2 separate regions of the Homo sapiens genome follow, and region 2 is linked to region 1. A link is a contact called in ENCODE Hi-C data. All regions are on one chromosome and are shown on one strand. The core of a region is the stretch at or near the end of the contact, and the rest is flanking DNA. Distances in the headings are between cores, read along the strand shown. Region 1 holds the start of GNL3L (G protein nucleolar 3 like). Region 2 has its middle 5.5 kb from the start of HSD17B10.

Region 1 (5,442 bases), core at 2,641-5,140:
CAAAAAAAAAAAAAAAAAAAAAAAAAAAAAGAAACGTAGTACATAAACCTTGATTAGATCCTGGGATCAAAAAACGAAAGCTGCATTTTTGGGGATAATTGGGCGGAAATGTGAATATGGGCTATACGTGATGGCATTATTGAATTATAGTTAAATCTTCTTAGGTTTGATAATGGTATTGTGGTTATGTAGGATGATATTTGGTGAAGTATAAGGGTATATGGGCTTTCATTATACCATTCTTTCGACTGTTCTGAATTTGGAAACAATATAAAATAAAAATTTGGCCGGGTGCAGTCACCCACAATCCCATCACTTTAGGAGGCCGAGGCAAGCAGATTGCTGGAGCCCCGAGTTTGAGACCAGTAAAAAAATCTTTTTTTTTTTTTTTTGAGAGAAGTCTCGTGCTTGTCCCCCAGGTTTGAGTGCAATGGCTTGATCTTGGCTCACTGCAACCTCCGCCTCCCGGGTTCAAACGATTCTCCTGCCTCTGCCTCCCAAGTAGCTGGGATTAAGGCGCCTGCCACCACACCCAGCTAATTTTTTGTATTTTTCTTTTTGGTAGAGACAGGGTTTCACCATGTTGGCCAGGCTGGTCTCGAACTCCTGACCTCAGGTGATCCGCCTGCCTTGGCCTCCCAAAGTGCTGGGATTACAGGTGTGAGCCACAGTGCCCAGCCGAGACCAGTAAAAACATCTTTAAAAATTAGCTGGGCATGGTGATGTGCGCCTGTAGTTCCCCAGCTACTCGGGAGGGTGAGGTGGGAGGATCCCTTGAGCCCAGGAGGTGGAGGTTGCAGTGAGTGGAGGTCATGCCACTGCACTCCAGTCTGGGCGATAGAGCAAGACCCTGGCTCAAAAAAAAAAAAAAAAAAAAAGGAGGAAATACACATAAAGCAATAATACGTATTTTCCAAGAATGCATATATGCAAAAATATGCATAAAACACCTTTGAATGGCTGCCTATAGGAGGGAAATGAAAGTGGGAAGTAGAGATGAAAGAGATTTTAAAAAATAACACAATCTCTCACTAAAGTAATAAATATTCATCAAATACATGGAAAACACAGAAAAGTACAAGGAAGAAAATTAAATTCACTGATAATGTCACTTTGATTTGTTAGAAATGCAAATCCTGGGCCCTAAACCAGACTTACTGAATCAAAACTCTGGGCATGAGGCCCAGTAATTGGTGTTCTAACAAGCCCTCCCAGTGATTCTGATGCTGGGGAAAGTTAGAGAACCACTAATCTAGATTTAACTATTATTAACATTTTGTTTCAGATCCTTGTAGTCTTTTAAAAAATATGAAATATTTCGGACATACAAATAAGTATAGAGAAGATAACAAAAACCCACGTACCTACCACCTAGCTTAGAAAGTAAAATATTAGACAAACAGTTGAAGTTCCCTGTGTATCTCTCTCTCATTCTGTTCTTTTGTTTTCTTCCCCAGAGGTAATCAGTATTCTGGATTTGGTATTTCTCCTTAAAAATTATTGTTGGCTGGGGGCGGTGGCTCACACCTGGAATCCCAGCACCTTGGGAGGCCAAGATGTGGTTGGATCACTTGAGCTCAGGAACTCAAGATTAGCCTGGGCAACATGGTGAAACCCTGTCTCTACAAAAAATACAAAAATTAGCCAGGTGTGGTGGTACATGCCTGTAGTCCAGGTACTTGGGAGGCTGAGGTGGGAGGATGGCTTGAGTCAGGGAGGTGGAGGCTGCAGGGAGAGGAAATCAAGCCACTGCACTGCAGCCTGGACGACAGAGCAACATCTTGTCTGAAAAAAAAATTATTGTTTATATATCTATATAATCTATAAGCAACATTGTTTGCTGTTTTCTAGATTTTAAAACTTTATATAAATGGTTTCATACTTTATGTGTCCTCTGCAATTTGTATTTTATCTCAGTATTGTGTTTTTGAAATTTAGCTGGGTCAATGCATGCAACATGATTCATTCTTTTTCATTATAGTATTCTGCATAGTATTCTGTCATATGGCTATACCATAATTTACTTATTCATTCTCCTGTTGGTGGAATTTTGGGCTGTTCACATTTTTTTCTCTATTACAAACAGTTCTGCAATGAACATTCTTCCACATGCTCATTGAGCAAGTGTATAAGAATTTCTCTAGGAGTTAAAGTTTAGAGGTGATCTCTATCTATCTATCTACCTATTAATCAATCATCTCCAATACTAGAACTGCTGGGTCCCAGGGTCATCTTCAGCTATTCTGGATACTTCCTAATTGTTTTCCAAAGTCGTAATAACTAGTTTCCACAAGATTTCATTGTATTTTTTCCCTTATATCTTGTGCATTTGGGATTTTGTTTAAAAAGTCCTTCCCCAGTCACAAGTCACAAAGATATTCTCCTGCATATATTAACTTCATAGTTTTACCTTTCACATTCACAGTCTACCCTCTTAGGTGGAATAAATAGAGATCCAGTTTTATATTTCTTTTCATGGAGAGCCAAATTTCCCAATGCCATCTACTAAACAGCCCATTTCCCATTTTTTGTGGTGCAGGCCTGTAAACTCACCCATTTAACAAACAGTTGTTGAAGCCTGCCTCATACCAGTCTTGTGCTGGGTGTTGTTGAAAGCTTGAAGATACATGGCCCCTGCTCTCAGGGAGTTCACCCTCCTGTGGAGACACAGTCACATAAACAACTACAGTATTGTGATAAGTGCTAGCTTAGCTGTATAGGTAAGGTGCTCTGGGTTTCTAACTCATCTGCGAAAGTCAGAGAAGGTTTCATCGAAGTGACAAGAGTTAGGTCTTAGAGAAACAGAGCAAAATTGCAAATGCAGGGGGAAAGGTGAAAGTGGTCAGGGCTGGTTTCAGGTCCAGAGGAATTTCATGTGTCTCTAGGATGAGAGGTTAGAAGCCCTCCAACGATGTAGAGAGGTAGTGAGTCCTGTTTATGTAAGGGATAAAGGGACAGATGGAGTCATTTTCAGCCCGTCTGTGCTTGAAGTGGAGAAACAAACCCACCCTCGGAGGCACAGAGTTCCACCTACTCTGTGCCCCACCCCAGGGTTTAGGCTTGAGGAAGAGGAGGGGCTGGAATTAAACCATCAAGAAGAAAACATTTGCAGACTAATATTTACTATTTTGTGGGGGAGACCTCACTTCCCAGCCAGCTCCTTGAGATGGCTTCAGAAACCCCTACTTGCCCCACTCCAGAGATATAAATTCATTCCCTTCTGCAGACGCTGCTCCGGGATTGAGGGAAGGATGGAGTAGGAGGGGAAGAAGGCAAAAGGGTGGGAGAGGCTTCTAGTGTGGGAGAGGCTTCTAGTCGTTCTGGCTCCTGCTCCAGCTCGGGTTGGGTATGGCCATAGATCTGAACGTATGCAGAAAAAGCTAGGAGTGCTCAGGGATGGTCTGGGGCTCAAGGACCCGGGAAGGTGGTTGGGAATAGCTAACCAATTCACTTCAGGTGGGGAAATACTCGGCCAGACACGTGACCCAGGCGGCCATTTTCTCACACCCTGCTGTCGCCATCTTCCAGGCAGACAAAGACACCATCCCCCACCCTTGTCTGATTCGGGCGTGGTGACTGCCTGGTTATTGAGATTTGGGAGCACGCATATTTAACCCCAGACAGATGCCCGCAGACAAAATTTTGGCTTGCAAGTAAGGTATATGGCCGCACCAGTCGACCCGCCGCTTCTTCCCGGTCATTTCCCCGTCCTCCTTCTCCCTCCTCCGCTATTTCCTTAACTACGGGGCAGGCAGGAGGCGGGGCCAGCGTGGTCGCGAAGAAGGGACGGGCGGGCGTGAGCTGTCAGTCAGAAGCTCCGCCCCCCCCCCCCCCCCCCCGCGGAGACCGCACGGTGGGCGGAGTCGGGCGCCGCCGGCCTGGGATCCGGAAGTCGGAGCCTAGCTGCGCGAGAGTTTCTGCTCGCTCAACCGAGTTGTCGTGTTGCCCTCGCTTCTCAGATCCCCGCCGGAAGTGTAAGTAAGAAACTTCTCTCCTCTTTTCTCACAATGTGCGCTCACCTAGACGGCCGGGCAGTTAGGATCGTCTATTGGATGTGAAACCAGAGATGCCCGCCAACCTGGAATAGAGAGGTAAACAGCAGGATCCCTTCCAGGGTAGAAGGGACCGGAAGAGGGGCAGGGATCGCGGCACACGTGGAGACGCGCCGAATTGCCTTTTCGCGGAGTGGAGTTTGCCGGGAGAGGGGCATTGCCCCATCCCACCTAGAAAGGTGTAGACCCGGGACACACTGTGTAGAGAGGCACAAACTTCACTTGTGTGGTGAAGCGTTGATCGTCCTCAAGATAGTGAGGCTTCATTCTGCATTCACCTTGTATAGACAGGAGTCGACCCACCAAAGGCATGGGGGACATCCACCCCAACCGTGTAGAGACATCTCCCTCCACCCAGCTGAGCAGCGCAGACTTCTCCCGACTTAAGGCACTTCCTTGGCTTGGCTCTAGACAGCCGTCTCGAGGCACCTCCTCAGGACAGACAGAGGCTTTGATGTATCTGCCCCCATACCAGCATAGAGGAGCTTAGAAACATTTAATATACAGAGGGAGGGCACCTCCTCCCCATACGCGTAGACTCAGAGCCCTCAGTATCGCTCCCCAACTCACCCGTCCCCAAAGTGGTTGCAGTTACAGGCCTCAGCTTATGGACAACTAAGCCAATTGCCCCCTCCTCTTAGGTTAGAGTGAGTCCCCATTGTGGAGAATCAGACCTGATCCCTACTTCCGTAGCCCCCGTTTTACCGAATGTGTAATTTTTCGAAGCACCCAACATGCTTCGAAGCAAACAGGAACAGACCTTAATCCATGAAGAGACAGTCAGGTCTGCCCCTTGAGGGGCCGTGGGGGTAGAGGGGCTCAGATGTGTTCCTCTCCCTTTGAGGTAGACACAGATCATCCCCCTACCTCCCCCTACCTCCCCCAAAGATTTAGAATCACTAAATGTAGCAAGGGAGATACCCCACAGGAGCAGATATGCAGGTCTCCCTCCCTGTAATGTTGAGAGGGAGTGACATCGCTGATTACCTGGCAGTTCAGTGCGTATGGTCTCTCCCCTTTACCCAAGGTAGTGGAGCTCAGATCTGTTTCTCTCCACCCAGGGTAGAATCACAGACGCCCCCACCCCCAAGTATTAGGGCTGATCTATTAATTTATAGCTGCATTGCCAGCCCCCTCCACACACCACCCATGCAGAGAACCAGAGCCCCTATTTCTTTCAGTGTTAGTGTGCCGCTGACTTCAACCAGCATAAAAGATGAAAGTTGTCACAGTCCACCTTCCATAGAAGGGTCCAGAATAGCTCACTGCAGGTAAGGTGCAGACCCGCTTATTCAAAGCTGCATAGTTGTGGAATCAGGCATATCGATCCTGTACCACAGCCCTCTCCAGGGTGAAGAGACGCAGGACCCATCCCCACAATCTAGAGATA
Region 2 (5,052 bases), core at 2,352-4,851, 1.1 Mb before region 1:
GTTACCCACATCCCCTGGAAGGATATGCTATATTTCTGTTAGTAATAGTGAAAATAATGATGCAATTTCCCCTCTATCCAAGTCCATGGGCTCTTTGAATTCTATTCACTGACTCCTCAGGGGTCTTTTGGATTGTGGGTTAAGAACTGTGTTTAGAGGGAGCTCTCTGAACTTCTTCTGGTTCTGAGGGCTGCACAATTAAAAGAACTGTTTTTAGAGCAAACGGAAGCCATTAGTGAATACTTCTCTCTTGCCACCTCCAAAATTGTCTCTACCCACCCACACCATCCTTTCCTTGGGTCTCAGAGATGTCCTGTTTAGGGCTCACCCTTCCACTGGGTTTTGTGTCCCAGCCCCTCCCACTTTCTTGGGGATTTCTGCTACTGAGCATCCTCTCTCTTGATTGCACGCACCTCTGTCTCAAAACCATTAGAAAATAGGGAATAGGGGCTGAGTGCAGTGGTTCACGCCTGTAATCCTAACATTTTGGGAGGCTGAAGCAGCAGGATGTCTTGAGCCCAGGAGTTTGAGACCAGCCTGGGCAACATAGCAAGACCCTGTCTCCACACACACAAAAAAATAGGGAATAAAGTGATGTCAACCTTTACACGCACATACTCAACAGTTTGGATGCATGTCTCATGGGAACCTGAGGGCCAGAGGTGCGCAAAGGGGCCCAGCAAGGACACCAAAACAAGCAACACGCAGCATTGTGTCAAATTAGCCCTGCCAGGAAACAGAGAAGAATAAAGGTGGTCTTTACTCCTGGGTGGTCTTCACTCCTGGGAGATAAAAACCACAAGATAACCCATTTAACTCTTGTGGGCACCTGCAGTTACCTCTGCAAAGACAGAGCTGCACTGGTTCCAGCTGGCTCTGAGGTGACATTGACAAATATAAAGAATCCCAATTATATCATCATCTATGTGAGGGGAAAAGAAGAACCCCAAGTGATGATTATACAGAGCCTGTCATTTCTGAGTGAGCTGGGGCACAATCTGAATGATTGGTTTAAACGCTGAAGGACTGCAGGGGACATGAAAATTACTGTGGCGAGCGTTTGAGAGGATGCTGAGGACGCATGTTGGCTGAGTGTTTGCCACTTGAATAAATGGGGCTGATGTCTGAATGAACCTGAAGGATGACAGCCTCAGGTTATGGTGACTTTACCGTTGCCTAAATCAACTGTAATTTTTCAGGCTTTGTGTAATCAGACCTTTCTGGCTGCATTTGACATATTCATCACTTGCTCTTCCTAGAAACTCCCACTTGGCTTCCAGGAAGCCTGACTCTCCTGGTTTCTTGTACTCCCCTGATTGTTCTTTTGTCTCTTCCCTGGGTTCTTTTTCTTCTGCCCCCTCTCTGGGGAGCTTATCCATCTCCTGGTTTCAATACTCCCTCTCTGCTGAGGACTTCCCAGTCTCTACTTTGAGCTCATCTTCTCCACTGAACTTCAGAATCATATAGCAAATAATTTGCTGGCCCTCTACACCAGATGCCCTAAATTAAACTCAATCATTGCCCCCTAAAACTGCTGTATCTCAATTGGTTGCAGTACTAACTTCCCAGACACCCAAGCCAGATCCTGGGACTCACGCCCTCTTCACCCCATCTAAGCAACTGCCAAGTCCTGCTGATTTAACTCCTACATACTTTTTGGATCTGGCACCTCCTCCCACCTACTTTCCTATTATCACCATCCAAAATCTCTTGCCTGTACAATTGCAACTGGTCAGACTCCACTATTGTTGCTCTTAAAAGGATCATCCAAGAAACCAGCAGAAGCCTCTTCCTAAAACCCAATTTTTATTGTTACCCACTTGCTTTCAAACCCCTTCAGTGCCCCCTCTTCACTTTTTTTTTTTTTTGGAGGGAATCTTGCTCTGTCGCCCAGGCTGGAGTGCAGTGGCACAATCTCGGCTTACTGCAGCCTCCACCTCCCAGGTTCAAGCCATTCTCATGCCTCAGCCTCCCGAGTAGCTGGGACTACAGGCGCCCACCACCACACCCGGCTAATTTTTGTATTTTTAGTAGAGACAGGGTTTCACCATGTTGGCCAGGCTGGTTTCGAACTCATGACCTCAGGTGATCTGCCCACCTCGGCCTCCCAAAGTGCTGAGATTACAGGCGTGAGCCACCGCGCCCGGCCCCCACCTCCTCACTTTTAAGGCTTTCCATAATCCGATGGCTGCTGGCTAACTTCGGCCTCTATAACACGACACTTTCCAGTAACAACACACTACTTGATACCCCCACAGTAGTGTTGCCAGATGAGGTATAGGATGCTCAGTAATTCAATTTGAATTTCAGATAAAGATGAATTTTTTTTTTTTGAGACAGAATCTTGCTCCGTCACTCAGGCTGGAGTGCAGTGGCACGATCTCAGCTCACTGCAACCTCTGCCTCCTGGATTCAAGCAATTCTCCTGCCTCAGCCTCCCTAGTAGCTGGGACTACAGGCGCCCACCACCACCCTCGGCTAATTTTTGTATTTTTAGTAGAGACGAGGTTTCATCATGTTGGTCAGGCTGGTCTCGAACTCCTGACCTCAGATGATCCACCCACCTCGACCTCCCAAAGTACTAGGTGTGAGTCACTGTGCCCGGCCGAATAATTTTTTCATATAAGTAACCCCATGCAATCTTTGGGACATGCTTATATTGTAAAACTATTTGTTATTTATCTGAAATTCAGACTTGTGGGCACCCTGTATTTTTATTTGCTAAATGTGGCAACCCTACCCCACAGATAACCCCCAGGATGGTGCGATGCCCTTTCTGAGGGTCCCACAGCTCTGAACCAACACTTACCCACCTGAGAGACTGAGGATCTATTCTGATCTCTGTATTCTTGCTACGCAACACAGAGAGCCTGGCATAGAACAGATGGCAGTGTTTGCTAAGTGAATGAATGCATATGTGTGACATAGCAATAAACCTGTATCTTCCGGTGGAATCAGTAAGTGTTGTGATCAGTATACGGTGTCAGTTCCGCTTATATCCACCTTCCTTTCACAGTCTTGGAAAAATCACCTCATGGTTTACACATCCCCCCCAGCAGGTGAGCTAGAAAGCCAGGAGTCATCTGTAGACTTAGGGAAGCCATTATAGGACCAGTTGGGTTTTCTGTTTTTTATTCAGAGTTGGGAGGAACGGGAGGGAGACGACCATCTTCTGGCGATATGAAAGTCGAGAAAGGCAAACAGGAGGGGAGCAAGAGAGGAAAAGAAGAGGATGTGAAAAGCCCGAAGGAAGGCAGGAGAGCAAGCAGGTAGGAATAAAGGCGAGGAAGCGGGAGCCAGCTGGCACCACAGCGAGGAGTGACAGCCGCCGGCAGCAGGGGCCGGGAGCTGGGAGGAGGGAGGCTCAGGCAAGCCGCGCTGAGCCTTTCTTCTCCTTCCCGGACTCCTCACCACCCATCCTGCTAACCAAGGGCCTCCACCTTGCTCGTCGTCAGAGGCAGACAGCCAGGACTTGGCCCTCTTGGGCTTCCTAGCTCTCCAGCCCGGGAGTTAGACTAGTTTTCCAACTCCCCCGGCCCCAAATCGGGAGGACAATAATGCCTTCCGCTCCGCGCCCGCCAAGGTCGAGTTAGGAAAGACTTGGAACAGAATTAAACGGCTTTGGGGAAGATGAGTCAGCCGGGCGGGGCTGCAGCTGCCAGTGAAACCCCTGCCAGTGTGATTGGGCAACAACCAGAAGTAGGGGGCCCGCGGGGTGGTGGTGCCATCTCTTAAAGGCAGTTTATGTAATAAGTCTTGATCGCGCACCCACTAAAGGGGCGGCTTTGGGGTCAGCCTCAATTTCCTCCACTGTGAAGTGGGAATATGAATACTTGACTTATCCGAAACGAATCATGTCTGCAAGGTGCCTGGGCTATAAAAAGCGGTCAGTCAGTAGTCAGGGTCGTGCTTAGTGCAGTGCCCTCCACCCTAGGCCACTTTCGCCATGTGAGACTGTCCCAAAGGCGGGGATGTGGGGTGCAGTGGGGAGCCCCTGATCGGGCACGGGCAGAAGACAAGTTCTTTTTTTTCTGCCACTTCCAGGTGAGGAAGAAAAGACGCCTGCTCCGGAACCAAGGGTTGGGTGGCGATGTACTGGCCTCACCCGCTTTAAGCAAAGTCACCTTAGATTTACCATGTTTGCTATTCACTCATTCATTTTCTTTATTAGAGGGACTGCTGATTAAACGGAAGGACTTACACTAAGACTCCAGTACGAGGCTGTACTATAGACCTGACCGAGTGAGCATGAGAAGACGAGACCCGGCAGAAGGAGGGCGACAGCGGGCACCGAGATCCACAGGTCCAGAGTCTAGTCGCCACCCACACCCTGTCTTTTGGGAGCGGTGCGCGCCATCTGCGCATGCGCTCCCCATCCCTGCCAGGTCCCCGGCGGGGTCAGCCGGCTGGCTGGTGGAGGTGCTACCCGCGCATGCGTGTCCTGCTCACAAGGCGCTCCCAGTGCGGTTGGAGTGTCTCCAGTGGAGCTGGCAGTTGGGAGGACGGAGGCCCGGCCCATAGCGGGTGGCTGTTAGGAGGTATGGATAAAGGACCTGTGTATCTTGGTGCCCGCTGTCGCCCTCCTTCTCCCGAGGTCTCGTCTTCTCACACTCACTCGGTGTGTGACAGCGACAGGTCACAGAGGGCGGTAAAGTGCGGCGCCCTTGGGGCGGTTTCGTCTGGCGCGGAGTAGAGGTGGCCGGCAGTTGTGGTTGCTCCTTTCACCTGGACTCACCTGTGTGGTCCCCTGGCAGGGACTAAAAACCAGAAGACGGAGGGGAGTGAATGTGTTTGACTCGGAGGAAACCCCTCTTGAGCCTGCCCTCACATCCTTACAAGGGACCCAGTCTGAGGTCCAGTCGTCCCCAAACCATCTACTCCCCCACCACCCCCTTCCCTGACTAAAGGCTAAATTTGGGCGGTAACCACGCCCTACCCTATCCCCTTGGAGTCCTTCAGTCAGCTCCAAAGGCCCACCCCACATTCTGGGGGCCTCTGAGTCAAAAAGGAGGGTCCATTGGGCAGGGTGGAGTTGAGGAACCTGCTGTGGAG

Evidence for each region. A loop is a pair of places that touch in the nucleus more often than their neighbours do. Pooled maps may share reads with other maps.
Region 2: a pooled map shows a loop between it and region 1 (5-fold over the local background). The contact joins the enhancer-like site here to the promoter of GNL3L in region 1. A Hi-C loop is called at or near these places in 2 of 50 pooled maps.

Annotation. Positions count from the first base shown.
Region 1 is chrX:54,526,329-54,531,770 of GRCh38, forward strand. It overlaps GNL3L (G protein nucleolar 3 like), which reads left to right and starts at 3,891. Exons shown (of 16, transcript NM_001184819.2): 1 at 3,891-4,091. RefSeq lists enhancers at 3,292-3,812, 3,467-3,516, 3,967-4,026, 4,037-4,296.
Region 2 is chrX:53,437,375-53,442,426 of GRCh38, forward strand. No RefSeq gene overlaps it. Among named protein-coding and RNA genes, the nearest start is that of HSD17B10, 5.5 kb to the left of the region's middle. Within about 2 kb of position 3,602, at least 25 of the 41 ENCODE cell types and tissues checked have a DNase peak (open chromatin) inside an H3K27ac peak, as active enhancers do.